Regions from separate parts of the Homo sapiens genome. Here region 2 is linked to region 1. Evidence: chromatin loops called from intact Hi-C (ENCODE). Cell type or tissue: Panc1. All regions are shown on one strand.

Region 1 (5,000 bases):
CCCTGGCTAGGGGCAGAGGGCACTGCCAGGCTGTGTTCAGTTAGCACAGCTCACCTCATTAGGAGCTCAGCCTCTCTCCTCACTCTGCCTCTTTGTGTCTCTTTTTCTCCTCTCTGAGCCTTTGTCTATTGTGTTCCTGTCACCCACCCTTTCATCATCTTTTTGCCAGGCATTCCTGGCTGTCACTTGGAGCCAACAGTAACTTGCCACCTTAAGGCAGGGTCATCCCCGGGCCAGGAGGATGAGGTTGTCCTGAGGGGCTCCAAAGAAGACAATAGTTCCCACTCATGATTTTCCGTTACAAACAGGCAGCTGGGGCATGGTTGGCCTCCAATGATTTCATTCAAGGCCAAAGTCCTGAGCCCCCTCCGCTGGTCCCAGTCCAGCTCTTATCAACTCCCCAAAGGAAAACCCACTGGTTCTTAGCTCTGTGGGTAGGAAGGGGCCCTAGAAAGGGCCTAGTTACTATCCTGTCAGTTCTAACAGTAGTGGAACAGGAGAATCTGGGCCCTAGGAGCCCTGTAACTCCCAGGAGAGACCACTGAAAATACTGGAGCAACAATGCCCCTGCTTCCATTTCTCCCCACCTCACTCTCACCAAGTCACCAGAGGGTGGTTCTGTAGGACCTCTTTTGTTGCTTAAGATGCAGATGGCTCTTAAGAATCAGGCAGTCGCCCACTTCTCTCCAGATGAAGGGAAGACATTCATAGGTCCCAAATCTGCCCATTCAGATGTCACATAATATGGTGGGATATCAATTTACTTCTTCCACACATGTGGTTGTGCACATGTGAGCTTGTGTGCTTTTGGAGAGAATGTTGATTGGCAAAAGCAGCACAGTATTAATATTTAGAGTAGGATGCAGCCTCTTATGCACCACAGTTAAATCTAGAACGAACAAAATTTCAGAGCTCAAGACATGGGACATTTAAATCCTCAAGGAGTTTGGAACAAAATAAACAGATCTAAAAATTTGGTTTGGGTATGTATGTTGCCTACAAGGAAGAAATAGTCTTAACCTGATTAATAGCAGAAAGTTTGACTTCAGAGCTGAAGTCTCCTTTCAAATCAAATTTCTGCCAGGTTCTATGCTCTCTGTGAGAGCAGACATTAGAAAAAGAGCTATATAGGGGTTTGGAGTTGGTTGACTATTTGAGATTGGATTTTTAAACAAGCTCTGAAGTGGAAAAGTGGTTACTTCACAAAATGAGAATGTGGTTACTTGCTGAGTTGGAATGGAGGCCCCACCAAGGCCACAGCCTTGCTACAAATGTGCCATATTGAAAACTGGCATTAATAATAATCCAATTCAGCTCTCCTTCCCTCTCCCTTATGTTATTGATGGGGAACCTAAAGGGACTTATATGGCTGGCTGACACAGCCTGGCAGTGACAGAGCCTGGAATTAAGGATGATGCAGGAGACAGACCTATAAGAATGACAAAGCTGAGAGTAACCTTAGAGTCTCCCTTGTCCATCCTGTGCATTGAATTTAAGTGGAGAGACTGAGGCCTAGAGGTAGGAAGAGACTGCAGTAGGTTCACACAGTTCATCAGTGACAGAGCAAGATGAGACTTGAACTCATGTCATTGACTTCCAGTACAGTTTACACCCCTGGTTTTACAGATGAAGAAACTGGCCCTAGGAGGGATAAATGACTTGCCCACTTCATTCAACAACTGTGTACCAAACCCATTTCCATAAGTGTGTCAGCAGGACCAGCTCTGAGCAAAAATGAAAGTTTAGCAAAGTTTAACTTTTAGCATACCCCATGTCTTCATGATTACTCTCACCCGCAACTGACACATACTTTTGGTATTCTGTCTCCCAGTCACTCCAGACCATGCAATCTTGGCTTGGAGACCTGGTTTCACCTACTGTCCCTCCACCCCCAGCAACTCAAGAGGTACAAAAAAAATCCATCTCCAAATGGCCACATACTGGGCAGGGCAGGGGCAAAGAGAAGTGACTGGTTTCCGGTTGGAAGAAGGTGGTTTACCACCCAGCTCTTGGCTATTGTTTCTCCTCAGACTCAGTGTAGACACCCTCAGGCTGGCTTCCTCATCTCCTCCCACTGAGGCTAATTACTCTGTCCCATTGCAGGGCCCCAGGCTCTCCCACCTAAGGTCTGCCCCGCTCCCCTAGCCCCTTCCCCAGCAGCCCCAAGGGTCCAGTCTGTGTTTGATCACCCAGGATTATTAGATTTCAAAGCTGTGGAATCCCATAATTTTTACGAGCATATGCTCTCCTCTAGGGTCTTTTCACGTCTGAAAAGGCGGCCAGCAGCTCCCTGCCACTTCTCCACAGTAGCAGTGCAGGCCAGCTGACAAGGATTACAAATCCCTAGTGTCTCATAGCTGGCGCCTAGATAGTGTGGGTGACGGGTAGAATAAGAGCCCTTGAAGCAAGTTCAGAAATTCTAATAAGCTGAAATGCAGCAGAGACTGCAGAGGCACAAGGAAAGGGATTAGATACCCAAATCCTGCAGGGGTTCAGGAGGCTATGCTTCAAAGCCCCTTTGATTCCTGCCTTTCAGCTCTCTCTAGCGGTCACCAAGCGCAAAGTTCTATGCCTGGTTTTCAAGTCATTTAAGCAGTCTTTTCTAGAGACCTGCTGCGTGTCAGACACTCTGCTAGAATCCGGGAACTTCAGGAATGAAAGGAACATAAGTAGAAAAAAACCAGAAGAACACAAAGAGTTTGTACTACCTAACTTCCAAGATACCCTTTTCTTCTCTGGGCGCCAGTACCCAGAGAGTACCGACCTTAGCGCCAAAATTCGGTCCTCTCTGAGGCAGATCAGGAGCCACCACGCCCCCAGTGAAATGGAGGCGGCAGGAATCCCACCCCCAACCCCTCTTCCTCTCCCCACGACTATCCTCCCGGGGGCGAGAGTCGCCCGGAAGAACTACCCGCGCCTCGGCATTGGTTTCCTGCTGAGCCCCAGCCGGATAAAATTAGTCGATTGCTCACACTAACAAGTGTCAGAGTCCGCGTCCAGCTGAGTGGGTGGGGAGAGCAGTACTGGGCCGGGCCGCATTCCCGCCCGGGCCTGTCAGAGCAGCGGACAGACAGCACCTGTCGTGGGCCTCCTCGTTCCCTCACTCCTGCCAGAGCCTGTGGCCCCCCCGCGGAGACCGGGGACTACACTTGGGAGCATCTTTCCCCAACTCTCGTCACCGCAGAGACCGCGCCGAGCCCACCTGCCAAATGTTAATACACTGGAATGCCAGGGGAGGGGAAAAGAAGGTTGCACTTCTACTCTCCTTTCCCACCACACACCCACCCTTCACTGACCTCGCCACGACTGGGCCCTGGCATCCGGGCCTGGGGGTGCTAATCGACACTATTTCCCGCCAGGTCCCCATGCCCACTCCACACTCTGGGACTGCCTGGGGGTGGATTTGGCCCTGGCGGTCGCTCCTGGTCCTGCCGCTGGCCTCCGGCCACCTTGGGCGGGGACGCGGAGAGTGGGGTTGGCTCCTCCCCCGCCGCGGGTCTCCATCCATTTCCCCATTTGGGAGGGGTAATAACCCGGGAGCCGCGCCACGGAAATGCATCTTCCCCTGCTATTCAGACGGGAATCCGCCCACCCATGACAACCGCCCTTCCCGCCTAGGGAAAGGGGGCGGGAAGACCTAGCCTCGGGCCCTGCCAACTGCCAGCAAGCCAGACGGATAGACAGCAGCTGCTGCGTGTCCGAGCTCAGCTCCTCCTCGATCCCCCGCCCTCTACCTCCCTGCTCGCTCCACCGACACCAGGGGCCGTAGCGGCGACGGCGCCCCACCCCCAGCGCTCGGTCCGGAGCCCTCGAGGTGATCCGGGCTGGGCCTGTCGAGGATCTTTTACAATCGGCGGCCCCCTATTCTCTCCCGACCGGCCTCGTCCCTAGCGTCCCAAGAGCGGGATCAGGCGGCTGCTAGCGAAAGACCTACAGGAGCCCAGACTCGAGGCCCGCCAGGATGCGGAGACTGAGGGCGGGTTCGGCCGCCAGGAAGCGCTCCCGCCCGGGGCAGCAATCCTCCTCCGCCCTCCTCTGCAACCTCCAACCCGGGAGGGCCCTACGGGGCCTCCTCCTCCACACAGTGGGTCAGCCCAGTGGGGCTGCTTTCTGCCAAAGACTTGGCCCACCCTTCAAGCGCCCCTTCCCCCAGTCTCCATAAAAACTCTTTCAGAACTCCGGGGAATCAACCATGCTGGTGGGAGCTCCCAGCTCAGGCCTACTCCCCCATCTCACAGTTCCCGATCACACAGGGGAGCACGCGGGATTTCCTAGGCTTGAGAACCCTCCTCCAAGCCTGGACGGAGCCTCAAGAGTGGTGAGAAGGACCAGATTGACTCGAAGAGCCGCCCTCCTCAGTTTGCTCCTCTCCTACACTCCTCTACCCTAGTCTCCACCGACCTGCTTCCTTCTGCGCTTGCCTAGTGGGGGGTGAAGGAGAGGACAACTACCTTCACTTCTCCCCCCAACTTTCACATACACCCTCCGTCCCTTAAGGTGGAGTCTCCTGGGAGGCGGGCAGCCTCGCAGATCCTTCTGCCTTAAGGCCTTGCAAAGGCAGAGTTTCCTCCTGTCAGTCTGGGGTCTTCCAGCTCCCTGCCGCATTTGCCACCTCCTCCCACACTCCTTTCATCCTTCCCCGCAGCATATCTGGACATAGACCACCCCTCGACCCCGCAAAAAACAAAACAAAACAAAACAAAACAAAGCCTTGAGAAATCTCCAAACACCTGTGCGTGGACGAATTACAGTTCACAGTTGCTCCTATATCCCTCATCACAATTGGCCCTCCCCCCAACCGTGGGAGGCAACTGCTCTTAAGCCGGGTTATAGTTGGGGGAATTGAGGACCGGGGGGAACTGAATGTGGGTTTTGAACGCTTCTGCAAGGCCCTTTCCACCCCACTTCACAGAAAGTAGGGAAGTGAGCAAATCTCTCATTTTCCCTGACTTCAGAAAGCCTGCTTGCTGCTCCTGGAGTCAGCACCTGCTCCTCCCTTG
Region 2 (5,000 bases), 250 kb before region 1:
ATGATGGGTCAGATACAGATGACATTAACACAGAAGACAGACAGATTTTTAAAACCTATTCAACAAAGATGAGTTACTGTGATAACACAAACAGTCCTGAATCTTATAGTAACATTTCAGTCACAGGCGCATATACAATGGTGGTCCCATAAGATAATAACACCACGTTTTTACTGTACCTTTTCTATGTTAGATATGTTTGGATATACAAATACTTACCACTGTATTCCAAATGCCTACAGTATTCAATACAGCAACATGCTGTACAGGTTTGTAGCCTAGGAGGAATAGGCTATACCATATAGCCTAGGTGTGTAGTAAGCTATACCATCTAGGTTTGTATAAGTACACTCCCCTATGATGTTCACACAACAACAAAATGACTTAATGATCCATTACTCAGAACATATCCTGTCTTTAAGCAACACATGACTGTATAGTTAAATGTTAATTATAAAATCTAGGTGTTGGGTACATGGCTTTTCACCGTACAATTCTTTCAACTTTTCTGTATGTATGTTTGACAACTTTCACAATACAATTTTGGGAAAAATCCAGCAAGCAGCTTTAAAAATATGGCTGTAAGACCTTTCCTTCTATTATATTTTATTCCTAGGATGATCCTATCCAACGAGATGAACCTATTCAGTGTTTCCTCCATTTTGTTTTAGATTTAGCTTTCTCAAATATGACTTTGAGCTCTCCGACTTTTTAATGAAGTGAAATGAATCAACATGTATTCATAGGCAGGTTACCAAGATAGTACATGTAAAGTTGGGGAGGCACAAGGGGAGGGGCTCTAAGCTCTTGGAAGTCTAGGCTCACTATCTGTATACATCTAAATAAATGAGTATTTCAGACACCCCACTTCTTCATTTAAAAATTAGTGTTAGGGACCCTCTAAACATTTGCCTCAGCTTACCTTTCTGCCTTATCTCACATTAAGTCCTTATTTCCCATATTCTCATTGCAAAGAACTGTGTAGGAAGGAGGGGGGCAAGGACGAAGGCACCAAAGCATGCTATGTCCACGTGCTTCAAGTTTGAATATAATAAAAGGTATTTCTAGAGTAGAGGTTCAAAGCTTGATGTTGAAGGGCAGGGTATAACTGACTGACTGCAGGACCCTGGGGGAGGTCTTATAATCTTCTACTTTAAAACATGTCTTAGCTGGCTTATCTGTAAAAGAGGAAAAAGACTTGTCACAAGCAATGACAAATGAAGTAAATAAATATGAATTTCTGGTCTGGTGAATGGAATGAGAAATGAAACCATCACTGTCGAGTGATGATCCAGAGTGGGCACAGATCTTTTTCTACAAAGGCTTTGTGGGCCACAATGTCTCCAATATATTTAATGGCAAAAACAGCAACTACTTTTGCACCAACCTAATAGCTACTTAATTGTGCCACTGGGCCGCAAAAGCGGCCCCAGGTAAAACATCGATGAATGAACATGGCTGTGTTCCAATATAGAATGGTATTTACAAAAACAGGTAGCCCATGGGCAATAAAGTTTGCCCACCCTTGGTTTAGAATATGGAGTCTGGTTGGGTGCAGTGGCTCACACCTGTAATCCCAGCACTCTGGGAGGCTGAGGGAGGTAGATCGCTTGAGTCCAGGAGTTCAAGAACAGCCTGGGCACCATAACGAGACCCCTTCTCTACGAAAAATACAAACATTAGCCAGGGGTGGTGGCACACACCTATAGTCCTAACTCAGAATGCTGAGGTGGAAGATCACCTGAGCCTAGGAGTTCGAGGCTGCAGTGACCCGTGTTCGCACCATTGCACTCCAGCCTGGGCAACAGAGTGAGAACCTGTCCCTTAAAAAAAAAAAAAAAAGAAAGAAAAATGCAAAGTCCTATCTAAGAATACTATTTGGATGATTACCTGGGCCCTGAGGATGAGGCCCCAATCTAACAGTTATCACTCAAGTCCCACCAAGAAAGCAAGTGTCAGCAATAGCAACAGTTGCAACATCTGTAAATATCAAGGACTGAAATCCAAACACAAAAATGGCATTGTCTCATGAGAAACTCTTAGGAAGATATATACAGAAATATCAAATTTCTGACCACATGCTTTTTGAAGAAACAGCTGACAATCCAGAGCCTGTGGAGCTCACTTTAGCAGGCACACAATAAATGTTTGCTGATGAGTCATTCATTTATTCATCTAATAAACATTTACTGAGGCCTACTAATGTGCCAGGCTGGGCTCTGGAGATGAAGACACCTTCCTTGCCCTCAAGGAGCTCACAGTCTAACTGATAACAGGAAGAGAGACAGGCATATACACAGACAATTACAATACAATCTGATAAGTGCTATAACACTTATCAGGTTGTATTATAATGGCCGATGTAAAATTTCTTCCCAGGGGGTGCTGCTCCAGGCTGCTGCTGGCTGTAACATCAAGAGAGGTGAGGAACAAATTATAGAAATCAAAGGTTAAATGCTTTTCGGTTATTTCAAATATTCAGGCTTTCCCTAACCCGTGGCCATAGACGGAATTGGGAACTAGACACTGGCATGATGTAAAATGGGACTTCCATGCACAGACTTCCAATAAAGGAACTTCTCAATCCCCTCCTCTAAAATATGAGCTTTTTTTTTTCCTTTTTGCTTATACTCCTCTTAACCTCCCCACCCTACTACCCACATGAGCCTGGTTTAATATCTACAGCTAGCAAAATGCTGAAAAATGGGAGCTTACAACTAACTGGATTAACCCAGTGTAACCGGATAGCAAAAAGCAGTAAGTAATAGCTCATTTGGCACTTCTAAATCCAATAATCCTCATCCTTCACTGGAAAAAAAAAGTTAGAATGTTATTAAATACAAAATAGATAATATACAGATCAGAGTAGGAATAAGTTAGAAAAGTTTATTTAATAAACATAATTAAACAGATTCTCTAAACTAGAAATAACATTCAGTTTCAGGAAACCAGAATTAGACCCCTCCAAGACCTTTGAGAATATCTAATTCACCTATGTATTATAAACAAGAAAAATGAAACAGAGAGATAACACACTCTGCCCACTCCCTTTTCAAAATCATGTGAGTGATAGTAACAGACTCCTTGAGGCAAGATTATTACTGTAATAGTTATTTGGTTCAGATGGTTTTATACAAAGATAAGATGGCATTTTTCTGTGCCTCATACCTTTCTTAATAATACCTAGGTTTTTACTGGCTTTTTTGTCTCTGACCAGCAAATAGGGCTGATAACATCAGCAAGTTGTTGACAGTTATACTGAGATCACTGTTTTGGGACCCAATGTCTCTATGAGGCTGTTATTTAATAAGCTTAACATACTATTTTCCCCTAAAGTTATTTCACTGCTCTTGCCTATACACTGTTCCTTTCTGCCAATTAGCCCACTCCTGGTGCCTTCTCACATGCTAGCGTGTTCCTATTAGCATTTCACATCCCCAAAGCATTTAACAGTATGTATAAATGTGGACACTTCAATATTGCCCATATCCTCCCTCAGACCACTCAGAAATATTTAAAATAAGACCAGTCCCTGAATGGATGGGGGAGAAGGGACCGCTGTTTTGTTTCTTGTCTAAATTAGTTTCTCATTAGGGACAAAATGTTGCCCTGTCTTCTCCCCATGCCCAGAGCCAGGAAGCACCACTGTTGTACAGTACTCAAAAGTGCTTTCCTTTTAGATAAAAAGAAATGGATTTCTGTTTAAAGGTCAGACAAGGCTGGGTAAGGTGGCTTATGCCTGTAATCCCAGCACTTTGGGAGGCGGAGGCAGAAAGATTGCTTGAGCCCAGGAGTTCGAGACCAGCCTGGGCAAGACCTCCACTCTAAAAATAAAAACAAAAATAAGATAGAGGTCAGACAAATGTTATCTCAAAATGGCTACCAAGAACCAGACATGTATCCACACAGCAGTTATATTTGGAATTGCAAACATTTCTTCAGACTCAATGGCAACAAATATTACTGGGAGCATATCTGCAACAAACGACATTTGCAACTTACAAATAACATTCAGGCACAAATTGAATAATTCACAAAAGGAAATAAGAGCTAGTAATTAAGATCTAAAAGTCCAGCCTCACTAATAATCAGAGAACTGTATCACAAAACAAAGATATCGGCCAGGTATGGTGGCTCACCCCTGTAATCCCAGCATTTTGGGAAGCCGGGGTGGGAAAATCACTTGAGCCCAGGAGTTCAAGACAAGCCTGAGCAACATGGCAAAACTCCATCTCTACAAAAAAATTTAAAAATTAGCTGGACATGGTGGCACACACCTGTACTCCCGCTACTCAGGAGGCTGAGGTAGGAGGATCTCTGGAGCCCTGGAAGTTGAGGCTTCAGTGAGCCATGATCACGCCACTGTACTCCAGCCTAGGCGACAGGGGGAGAGCCTGTCTCAGAAAAAAACAAAAACAAAAAAACCCCACAGAGATATCATTCATTCATTTACATATGGAGTCAGCAAAAAAAAAAAAAGCAAAAACATTTTTTATAAGTACCTAAATGACTGGGTACAAAAACTGACATTAATTTTTTGAAAAGTAAATATGCCAATTCTTTATAATGTTCAAATCTTTTGACAAATAACTAATTCTAGAAGTCTCTTCGATAAACAACCCAAAATAAATAATAAAAACCAAATGAAAAGATATTCATTACATAATTTAAAATACTGAAAATCTGTAAAATACTTCCATACAACAGAACATCATGAAACAATGACAATTACAAAGAATGTTTAACATGGACATGCGCATGTTATAATGTTAAAAACAAAACACAATATAAAATAGTACACATATATTATCAACTGCAAAGAAAAATGCAGAGAATGAAGTGAATAAATGTATTAACAATAGTTATCTCTGGGTGGTAAAATCATGGATGTTTTTTCTCCCATGCTTGATAGTTACCCTCAGGCAAAGTTACAATATTTACCAAATTTCTAGACTGAGGGAGCTATTCAAATTTAAACAATAGAATAAAAATCACAAAAT

What was found. Peaks named below come from ENCODE experiments on the same cell type or tissue, not always from the same donor. Only the 100,000 strongest peaks of a DNase experiment are listed, where the experiment ranks them.
Region 2: it touches region 1 in a loop (8-fold over the local background); 16 of 110 quality-filtered maps call a loop at or near these places.

What each region holds. Positions count from the first base shown.
Region 1 is chrX:74,532,941-74,537,940 of GRCh38, forward strand. It overlaps SLC16A2 (solute carrier family 16 member 2), which reads left to right. Exons shown (of 6, transcript NM_006517.5): 6 at 1-976. Among named protein-coding and RNA genes, the nearest start is that of RLIM, 79 kb to the right of the region's middle. In Panc1, CTCF peaks have their summits at 2,553 and 2,758; no DNase peak of the experiment used is centred here; H3K4me3 peaks cover 1,972 bases; H3K27ac peaks cover 805 bases.
Region 2 is chrX:74,284,993-74,289,992 of GRCh38, forward strand. All of the region lies in intron 1 of FTX (FTX transcript, XIST regulator), which reads right to left. It overlaps MIR545 (microRNA 545), which reads right to left and starts at 2,217; the gene lies at 2,112-2,217. It overlaps MIR374A (microRNA 374a), which reads right to left and starts at 2,365; the gene lies at 2,294-2,365. LOC124905199 (a long non-coding RNA gene) reads right to left here. Exons shown (of 2, transcript XR_007068266.1): 2 at 2,873-5,000. In Panc1, no CTCF peak of the experiment used is centred here; no DNase peak of the experiment used is centred here; H3K4me3 peaks cover 473 bases; H3K27ac peaks cover 2,887 bases.